Linked DNA regions of Mus musculus: region 2 is linked to region 1. Evidence: chromatin loops called from intact Hi-C (ENCODE). Cell type or tissue: heart. All regions are shown on one strand. Links, peaks and the distances in the headings refer to the core of each region. The heading gives the core; the rest is flanking DNA. Region 1 holds the start of Mapk1 (mitogen-activated protein kinase 1). Region 2 overlaps Ppm1f (protein phosphatase 1F (PP2C domain containing)).

Evidence for each region. A loop is a pair of places that touch in the nucleus more often than their neighbours do. Peaks named below come from ENCODE experiments on the same cell type or tissue, not always from the same donor. Only the 100,000 strongest peaks of a DNase experiment are listed, where the experiment ranks them.
Region 2: a loop joins it to region 1, with 2.4 times the contacts of the local background. A loop is called at or near these places in 3 of 42 quality-filtered maps.

Annotation. Positions count from the first base shown.
Region 1 is chr16:16,980,291-16,985,663 of GRCm38, reverse strand. Mapk1 (mitogen-activated protein kinase 1) reads right to left here and starts at 2,282. Exons shown (of 9, transcript NM_011949.3): 1 at 1,925-2,282. The coding sequence starts at 2,037. In heart, for the core only: no CTCF peak of the experiment used is centred there; DNase peaks (open chromatin) are centred at 1,693 and 2,313; H3K4me3 peaks cover 2,743 bases; H3K27ac peaks cover 1,835 bases.
Region 2 is chr16:16,909,763-16,915,135 of GRCm38, reverse strand. It overlaps Ppm1f (protein phosphatase 1F (PP2C domain containing)), which reads right to left. Exons shown (of 8, transcript NM_176833.4): 3 at 4,055-4,197; 4 at 900-1,102. Among named protein-coding and RNA genes, the nearest start is that of Ppm1f, 16 kb to the right of the region's middle. In heart, for the core only: no CTCF peak of the experiment used is centred there; a DNase peak (open chromatin) is centred at 2,995; H3K27ac peaks cover 1,282 bases.

The sequences.
Region 1 (5,373 bases), core at 235-5,234:
TTTTTCTTAAAATTAAAATTTGTAGGTGCCAGGTGGAAGGCAGAGGCAGGTGCCAGCCTAGTCTAAAAACTGAGTTCCAGGACAGCCAGGGCAACAACACAGAGAAACCCTGTCTTAAAAAAATGAATTAACTTTATTTTATGCATATGAATGTTTCGCTTGAATGCATCTCTATGAGAACATCTCATCTTCTGGAACTGTAATTACAGACAGTTGTGAACTGCCATGGGAATTGAACCCAGATCAGCCAGTGCTCTTAAATGCCGACTCATCTCTCCAGCCCCTAAAATTTGAATTTTAAAAAGAATTCTGCACAGCAAGTGGAAACTTCAAAGGTGAATAGCAACAGGATCTAAATAATCCATCTTCTCAGGGTGGTGGGGAATGTGTGAGTTCAACTGACAGATCCTAATTTTTTTTTGTCCCTACTTAAAATAATCCCCCCTTAAATAAATGAGCCTATAGTGGGTAATCATGAGTGTCAATAATAAGTGTTACTGGCATATTTACCAGCAGGTACAGGGTAGTAATACATGCAAGACAAATGTGATATGGAAAGTACTTTTTCTCCATTCCTCTTTTGACTTGCAGGTCCAGTTCACTTTTATCTTCGTAATTGTATACTATGAGACATTTTGCTCATAAAAATATAACTATTCATGAGTCTTTTCTTTAAAAAAAAAAAAAAAGAACGTTAATTATTCTATCTTGTTAGCACACTTGGTGAAAACACACCTTTTCTGGCATTTCTAAAATTATGACTATTCAAATTTTAATGCATTTCTGAATAGACTTGTTCATCAGGAAAATATGCCGAAGTCCTGAGATTATTAAATCAAGGAGAGGCCTGTGCAATAGCTCAAGAGCTGAAGCATTTAAAACAGGATCTTTCTACAGCAAAGCTTGATTCTAGTTCTTCGCCCTGTAAAAGGACTTCCTTTCAATACCTTATCTGAAAAAGGCTGTCTTCTCTTTCCTCAAGATAGCTAAGTTAAATTAAACTATCTCAGAGACCTTCGATAAATGAACTTGTTTTAGTTAAAACAATACACTTCAACATTCCACATGCAGGAAATCCTGCAAGTGATCGTGCAAAAACTATTCTTGAACACTGAAACGTTATGGGGAAACGATCACAGTAATCGGGCTAAAACATATGGATACATTCACACTGTTAAGAGAGTACTCTTGAGGGTAACGACGGGATAATTTAAAGTCAAATTAGGACTAACTCCAAATACTTCTTAATAATTCTAGAGTGATGCTGGCTTATCCTTTCTGAAACACAATCGGTATATTTAAATCCATTTTGAAACTTCAAGATTTCAATATGTCCACAACCAACGCTGTGTCATTAACGGTTAAGCCCGAGGCAGAAAGCATCATTAGCGCTACTTAAGATATTTTGTGAATGCTGTTCACGTACACAGAAGAGAAGAAAAATATTTTGGTGCTCAGCACACAAGCCTATTATTCCGTCTTGCAAAACCATGGCCGCCGCCACCACGGACAAGCATCTAATACAATTCCTGGCTTTAATCTAATGTCAAGAGGCGGTGGCTATAATGCTATAAATTAGGAGACACAGTGTACTTCCGTTCCCGTCCCGAGGGAGAAGCCTCGAAAGTACGCGCTTTAAGACCAAGCCCCGGAGTCTTCGAGTCCTGGCCTCAATCGGGGTTGCCCCTCCAACCGCAAACGAGAAGCAGCAGAGGAAGACGAGGAGCAACACCTAAGCCTCGACCGGCTCCAGGACCCCGCCCCAGGGCTCCAGGAGTGAAGGCCAAGAAGCCAGGGGTCCGGGGCGCCGCAGAACGCGAGGCCAAGGCGCGGGAAGGGCCGTGGGTGCGTCCAGATCAGCCACAGGCAGGGGGCACAGGGTGACCGCGTGAGGCCGGGCCTGAAATCCAGCGCGGATACTCACCAAACCATGCCGTAGGCGCCTTCTCCGATGTACGAGAGGTTGGTGTAGCGCGGCCCTACGTCGAACACCTGCCCGCGGACCATCTCCGGGCCCGCCGCCGCCGCCGCCGCCATGTTGGCTGCACAGCCGCCGCCGCCGCCGCCGCCGCCGCGTTCGGTTCGACGCTTCGCGGCTGCCGCTCGACTTATGCTGCGCTTCCCGCAGGAACCGCGCTGCCGCCCGTGTAGCCGCCCCCGCCGGCGATCGGGAACGAGGAAGGAGGACAACACAGAGGAGAGAATTAACCGCCGGTAGAACCACTGCCAGCCTTCCTGCCTGACGGGCGGGCTACGAGTGGGAGGAGGGAAGGGTTCGCGTCGAAGGGCGCTAGGGCGGAGTCAAGGGCGTGCGTGTTGATTGGCTTCTCTTGGTAGAGAGGGCGGAGTCTCGCGGGTCGGCGGAAGCAGCGAGGTGAGGCAGGAGCACTGCGGCTGCGGGGGAGGGACGTCATGTGCGCTCGGAGACCCAAGCGCTGGGTAGCTCTAGAGAGCTAGGTTGGAATTTAGGCATAAGGACCCCACAGAGTCCCACCCACTGTCCTGGTGCTGTGCCTGGTCCAGAACGAACTCACACGGGACCAGGGACTTGGCTTGAGACCAGAGGACTCACTGCACACCAACCACGGGACCCCTGAGACAGACCTCTAAGAATACGTGGCCCACATTGTGCACTCTGATGAACTTAGACCATCAGAGTGGGACAGAAACCAAAAAGCATAACCCAGACCCAGAAAAAAACTTTCACCCTGTAATGAGCATAATTTTAAAAAATGCCTTTTAGACATATAAAACTAGATTAAGCAGGAATCCCACAGCATCCAAGGCTGCTCCTGATCCAGAGCTCAGTGACATCACTCACGCAAGATAACCAGATACAGTCCTAGAACCCCATGATGCCCACTGGACAGAATATAAGCAGAGACCAAAAGCAGTGATTTGCTCTACACATCTGGAGAGATACACCTTGATCTGCTCTGTGGCTAGAGAATCCACTCCCCCCCCCCCCCCCCCCCCCCCGCCAGGGTCCTGATCCTCAAATCAGAAACCTGATCTGAAGCTAAGATAGGTGACACAGGTGACCTTGGGGAGACAGGCTTAGGACTGTAAGAAATTTAGACTGTAAACCTTGCATGATGACCTTCAGCATAATAAAATATAACTTTTGTTATACTAACTACATATATCTACCTTCTTGCCCGTGACACACACCTAACAGTGTGAGACATAAGTAAGCAGAAACCAAAACACAAGACATTGAATCCCCTAATTAGAGGTTTGTTCAAGAAGATTTGCTGAATATCTACGGCACTGGAGCCAGCCATGCTTCCAGAGTGAAAAGACAGACAAAATACAATATTTGCACTTAAGTGTTGTGAAGAAATAAAAAGCCAAGGGAAAGTATAGAGAGCTGTGGGTAGGGACACTGGAAAAAGACATAGAAATTTGGGGACTCGGGTCCAGGTGTTGTGCAACAGTTTCCTGAAGGACTGAAACATTCTATGAACTTGAAACATTCTAACTTGAGGGGAAGCTTCTGAAATAGTAAACTAAAAACTAAAAGCAGCAAGGCGGCATGGTGCCTCACACCTTGATTCCCACCACTTGTGAGGCAGTGGCAGGCAGATCGCTTATGAATTGGAAGCCAGCCTGGTCTACAGAGTGAGTTCCAGGATAGCCAAGAATATGCAGAGAAACCCTGTCTCAAAAAAACAAAACCAATCAAAAAACTCAAAGGAGTTTCAGGAAGTCCTTAAAACTGACCAGATTCACTAGGCCCCTCCCACCAGAGTAAGCAATAAAAGCTGAGAGTCCCTCTGAGATGGAGCTCAGGTGAGCTGCAAAGACTCTTGAGACCAGCTACCTGGAAGAGGCAAAACCCTGCCTGCTGCCTGGTAATGGTTTAGACAAACTTATGCACTCGGAAGGACACTCTTCAACTTCAGCAGCATCCACACTTTGGTCTGTTGTGAGCTCCTGTTTGTAGTGAGGAAACCTGTGTTGTGTCTCCCCAGGAAAAGTTTTGTCACAGATGGGTATACTGAAACACAGCATAGTTAGAATGGCTAAAACATCTGAACAAGATTTAGAAAAAAAAAACCAACCAACCAAACAAAAAAACTTGATGTCATGGGTCCGAACCAGTCACAAACACCACTAAACTGAAGGATGAAATTGGAATCTTAAAGTTGGTGGATGCCCAGACAAAGCAGAGCTAATGAGATTATAAGTGACTACCACTGTCTCCTGAGCCATCCCTGGAAGCAGACTCCTGTGTGGCCAACATGGAGATCTAACTTAGAGACATCAAGTCTGGCCTTCTAGACATCAATAAAGATTAACTAGGCAATCTCAAAGATAAAAAAGTAAATCTTTAATAATAAAGGGAAGAACTGGGGTGTTCCTCAGTGGAGGAATGCATACTAAGCATATGGCAAGTTTTTGATTCTTTAATCCTTCAAAATGTTTTAGTCCATTCAGCAGAATCTATTTCAGAAGAAACCTAATACCATGGCTCTATTAAAATGTATTTTTTAAAGACCAGGATAGATGGATAGTATCATGAAATAAAAACCCCACGAATTAACATAAAATTAGCAGCTGAAACAGTAAACATCTGATGACACAGAAGAACAAGTCAGCAGTATAAAAGGTAGATATTAGGAAAGTTTGCAAAATCATTAAAACCGCTAAAAAAGAAAACAATCTAGGATAGTATTGCATGCTTTTAATCACAGCATTTGCTCAGACAGGGCTCCATACTAAGACCTGTCTTTAAAAGCAAGAAAGAAAATAATTGAGATAATTGTAGGAATTCAAACTATATATATCCAAAAATAAAACTGAGGCAATTGGGCTGGAGAGATGGCTCAGCGGTTAAGAGCACTGACTGCTCTTCTGATGGTCCTGAGTTCAAGTCCCAGCAACCACATGGTGGCCCACAACCATCCATAATGAGATCTGACGCCCTCTTCTGATGCATCTGAAGACAGCTACAGTGTACTTAGATATAATAATAAATAAATCTTTAAAAAAAAAAACTGAGGCAATCAATTAGAAACAATAATCAAAATGGAAGAAAACTTTCCTCAGACATACAAGTAGAAAATTCAATGGGTTCTCGGGGTTCCAGAAAATTAATAAGCAGAGGTCAACTTGTGTTAGTTACTTATCCTGTTTCAGTGTTTAAATGCCCTGACAAAAGCAATTTAAAGGAGAAAGGGTTTATTTTGAATCCCAGTTTGAGAATACGGTCCATCCCGGTTAGAAAGCCTGGCTCAGGACTTGAGGTGGCTGCTTACATAAGCAGGAATCAGAGAGTGGTATATGCTAATACTCAGCTTTTAATAACCCCCTGTTTAATATAGCCTAGTACTTCAGCCCAGATCAGTGCTCTCCATAGTTAAGGTGAGT
Region 2 (5,373 bases), core at 124-5,123, 70 kb after region 1:
ACCCCAGGCAGCTGCTCTCATCTGGGGAGGATGCTCTCCGGGAAGTAACTAGGATAACCCTATGGTTGCAAAGTTTGTCCACATAATTCATGTAATGGACACCTAATCCCCACAGTATGTAAGGGAAACCTTTGGGAAGTAACTGTCATCAATTCACTTGGGGACGAATGGAGAAATAATTGTTCTCCTTGGGAAACTTTATCTACCTTGCTATATGATGGCCTGCAGTACTTTGGTGCTCTGTAGAGTTCCTCACCAGCATGAAGGCTCCCTTCAGATGCAGCCCCTTTACCTACGGTCTCTCAGTCTCCAGGGCACTAAGAAGTACATTTTTAATAAATGACTCAGTCTCAGGTACCCTATTAAACAACAAAACAGACCCAAGGCAGGTAGGGTCTGGAAGGACCGACACAGCCCTTACCATCAGACAAGTCAAACTGGCTCAAGTGCACAGGGCGACTTGGGAAAGGACAGCCCTTGGAGCCCCAATTCCACCAGCTCCTCCTGGATACTGCAGACATAACCTAAGGTAAGATGCATCAGGAAGTATCTGCTGTTGGAGGCTCAGCAATTCAAGTCTGAACCTAGCATCTAGTCTCTTTATATAAAAACAGGCCAACTGTTGTCTTAGTTTAGTTTTTGGCTGTGGAAAGCAATGTGCCTGGAAGCTTGGCCCAGAGGTGTTGGTGTTATGAGTTAGCCTCTCAGGCTCCCCAACGGTGGTACTCTTTGAAGACTGCCTTGTACTCAGCCCTAAGACAGCAGCCTGTCAGTATTTCCCCAGGCTTAGCTTTGGTGGGCAGCTCTCAAAGCACTCATGGCTCCCCACCTTTGACACTCCACCCCTCCCCCCAGCTCCCTACACCACTTGTCCTGGGCTCTGCAGGTGCAACACTCACAGACAAGCCGAAGAGATGGTTGAAAGCAGGAAGGGACACGTGTCGGTCCTCCATCTTGCGTCGTGTGTTCCGGATGGCATGGATAGAGACCAGCCACTGCCACTGAGGGGCCTGGGCAGTCAACGGCACCTGCTTCTGCCACTGGCTACATACTTTCCAAAGGCAGTTGAAGAAGCTCCGTGCCAGGCCTTTGGCATCTAGTACTGATGGGCATGATGGAGAGTTGTTAACCAAAAAGTAAAGCCACGCAGTTTAGGCTTAGCTACTTTCCTATATACTCCTTTCCTGCCATGTCCCCAGGTTTTAAATGTTCCTCCCAGCAGCCTACACGGGGCCCACTAGTCAAGCACCTCACTTCCCAGGCACACTCAGCTCGGCACACCGACCTATGAAGTATGCAAGAAAGTCTGCTGCCAGCGACCAAAGTGTCTGGTAATTGTCCATTAATTAGAAATATGACAGGTCCAATGGCAGGGGAGTAAGTGAATTCTGGCCTGTTCTGACTTAAGCTGCTCCTAGAAATAACTTTCACAACTAAACATACAACTATCCTCTAAGCCAAAAACTGTACTCTTGGGCATGAATCCTAGAAGAATGAGGGCTGTTCCCATAAGAACAGTGCATGAATCATACCAGCTACATCTGTAATATCCCAAATCTGTGATCTGTCCAGCTTCCAATCTATAAATGGCTCAGCAGCTAGCTGAGCCTTGGGTAAGGGTCCAGGAGAACTGAGTGAAGTGGCCAGGTCCATCTTCAGAGAATCACACCAAGTGGAAGACACTAACCCCAACTGTCGGCCGTGCGATTCCAGTGATAGGCCTTTTTGAAATGATGAAAACTAGTCACCGTTGGGAGTTAAGGACTGGCTACAGCAGGGAAGGAGAGTTAGTGGCCTGTGGAAGGTTACATGTAGAATCCTTGCAATAAGGAAGCTGGCTTGTGTCTGACCATATTCAGATCTTGTGTGTGACATACTGTTATAGTTTTCTATGATGTTCCTAGGAGGAAAACGGGGTCGTGTATATATAGTCGGGATATCTCTGTTATTTCTCATAATTCACTGCATGCATACTTATTATTTCAAAATAATGTACATGTACATGTAAAAGGTAGAAAAAACTAGAACATCAATAACAAAAGTCCCACCCCAATTTCCCAACCCCCAACCAGAGGGTTCAAGTATCAAAGGCCACAGCAGAGGAACAAGGAGAACTGGGAGAAGTGTGCTTAGTCAGAAGTATGGCCATGGAAGAAACGGGAGGAGTGGAAGAGGCTGGAGGGAGGCATGGGAGGAAAGCAATGAGCAGGGAGAAGGGTAAGTCTAACAAGCCTGCTTGGGGGCAGGCCATCTAGTCTGCTGCAGCCATCATGCTGGGGACTATTAGCAGCAGCTGTGGGAGTGGAGGCTGAGGAGCTGGAGAACTGACTTTGTTAGGCCCAGCCTAGGGACCACAGCTCTAAATGGGACCCTGAAGAACTCAAGTTTCCTGTGTCTAAGCCCATCCCTAACCACATTACTTCTCATGTCTTTCATTTCCTCCTCTGTACACAGGTAGACTCCATGACTACCTGGAGAGCTGTTGTGGTCTCCTTGCTCCTGGAGACTGCTGGTATGGAGGGAACGTTGAGCAAGGCTGGGCCTCTAGGCCTGGGCTGTCTCTTTTTAGCCTTTGGTTACACTGCTATTTCCAGCAATAGGTTTAGACTTGAATTTTGCTCAAGAGGAAGAATGGGCAATTAAAAATGAAGATGGCAAGCCCTACGGTAATGCTCAGCCTCAGGCTCTTGGAGTCCTACCCTGATTTTCTGGCCAAGGGCTATAGTCTTGAGCCTTAGGAACTGCCCGGGAGGTCTATCTTCACAACAATCACAGGGAAGTGCTGGTAGGTGGGCATGGAGGTGCCTTAGTCACATTTCTGCCTGGGGCAATAAGCCTCAAAGAATGTGCTGAGACAGCTGGCAAGAACAGCGTGCCAACAACAGACTTGCAACAGTGCGCAAGGCTACAAGCCTAGGCTTGCATGGCAGCTCTGGGACAGGCAGGGAAGGCGGGGAAGGCACATCCCTTCTCCAGACGCCTGGGTTTAAGGCCTGGTTTGCCGGCTGCAATTCTCCTTCCCACCAGCAGGTGATACTGTCTCCTAGCTGGAGGGGTAAGGATGGGCCTTGGCGGCAGCTGCTGCCAGACTGGATTGTCTGCTGGCTTTATAGAGAACAATGGCCGCCTGTCTTTATGGATAGTTGTCTCCTAGGCAGGGGGCAAGGCCATGCTGGCTTGAAGGCTGGCAGGGAGCTGCGGAAGGGGCCAGAAATGGGGGGTGAGGAGAGTGGCTGGTAGGCGCAAGTGCTAAGGCTGAAGTAGGTTTCTTTTTTCTCCTACAGTGTTCTTTGTCCTTCTACACATGGCCTAAAGCTGGGCAAAGAGAGGCTCCCTCTACTGCCTGGAAACTCGGCCCACATCCTGTGTGCATACCTGCAGCCACCACTTCCCTCCTAATACTTCTGGTACTGCAGCAAAATAGGAGGAAAGAGAGTCATGCAGAAAAAGAGCCTGGATTTTATAAACAAACGCTCTGTCAAGTGGTCTTGGGGCCTCTTGGCGTTTGCTCCCCGTTCTGTTCCTGGGTTCCTTTGGTTTGGTGTACCACTGTAGGGCTCAACTCACTGATGGCTGTAGCCAGTGGACACGAAATGTCCATCTTCGTCACCTCATGATTGGGATCACTGACATCTAATGATCCCAACTAAGGTAAGTCAAGGCAGGGGACCTAGACAACAGTTGCCCCCTCCCCGAGGTGGATGTGCCACTCTGCTAAGGGCCTCGTGTTAGCCAAGGGGGACAGTGAGTACAGGTGAGGTTGGCTGTGTGGCTGTGAACCAACACCTTGCACTTCTCGTGTGTAAGGCAGGACAGGCACCACTCATTTCTATGTGCTCTGAAGCACCATCAAGACAGCACAAAGGTGGGCCACCGTCTCACTGGCCGCCTTTGACCCACGTGCTGCTCAGTCCATTGCAGGTTTTCTATGCCACATCGTGCTCTTGCTGAACTCCAACACTGCTGTCCTGATGGCACGCTGGCACTGACCTTTAGTGTCAATCTGAGTTTGTCACTTGTTAAACAATCCCAGAGCCATATGAGTGGAACTTACAGGTCACGAGGGCTTTCTCTTCTTCCTCCTCTTCCTCCTCCTCCTCTTGTTCAGGCAACCTCTTAAATTCAGAAAGGTCTGTCTGCAGCAGCTGGGAAATTGCCTCGTGGGTCACAGCCACAGCAAACGATGGGGGAGCGTTCCTAGGAAGAAGATGTGAGAGGCGGGGCTGGAGCAGCTCCTGGCATCCTCCACCTTGAAGATGGAGATGATGGCTCATACCTTCCTCTTGGTGTCATCACAAGCAGGTGATCTCTGTCTTCAGGGACCCGGAATGGATATTTACACAACACCAGGGGCACGGCATTTGCTGGGATGTGTTGGAAAGGTATCCTTGAAGCTTGGATCCCTGATGCTCAAGCTGGTAACCCCTGGGAGCAGGGCATGTTAAGTGCTGAACTGTATCCCCCATTTTATATGCTGAGGTTACTGTCTCAGATGGGAGCTCTTGTAAGTTGGTTTACTGTGGATAGCACTAAGAAAGATGAGATTATGGCTGGAGTAGGATGGATGCCTGCTTCAGTACGACTGGCTTGTGAAAGGTGTAAACACAGACATAGATACATGAGGGCAGCCATGTAGGTGCAGGACAGGGACGGAGGGGTGAACCTACAAGCTGAGGAATGCACATGCTTATCTGAAGAGCACCAGGGGGGCTCAGCCTGAGGGCACTTTCACCTCCATTTGGCATCTGTCCTGAGAGAATGATGGTGATCATTAAGGTGTCTGCTCTGTGTGCTTTGGGATGACAACCCCAGGAAATGGTTCTTGGATGGTGAACATCCCAGTGACGTCTTCTGACAGAAGACCCATAGTCTCTGAGCTGCTCGGTTTGTGGAGAAGGGGGCTACGGGTATCCAGGCAGTGGGCAGAAGGGACTCTGGTTTGTTTTTGAAGAGATATGTGACAGTGTCAGATTGAGTTCTTAGATGTCTTTGAGGATAGGCTGGATTGTGAATGCTGGTGACAACGGTCTAGAGAGGCCAGGCCAGGCCTAAGAGCTGGGCAGGGAACCTTGGTGTTAAAAAAGGACAGAGCAGAACAATGTTGGGAGCTGATCAAGAGTGAGAGTGGGGCAAGGGAAGGACAGAGACTCAAACTGGATCTGAGCAGTTGGATTGAGGAGGAGCGGTAGCCCCACCACTGAGCCTAAGAGGAAGCCAGGTTCTGTTTCCACAGGCTCAGCGGAGCTCTGGAGACCTGGAGAGCTGTGAGAACATGGGAGGCAGGAGAAAGAGCCACAGATGGAGTGAAGGCTGGGAGGCCCAGCTCCAGAAGAGTAGGTCAAGTAGGGAATAGGAAGGTAAGGTCCCACAGAG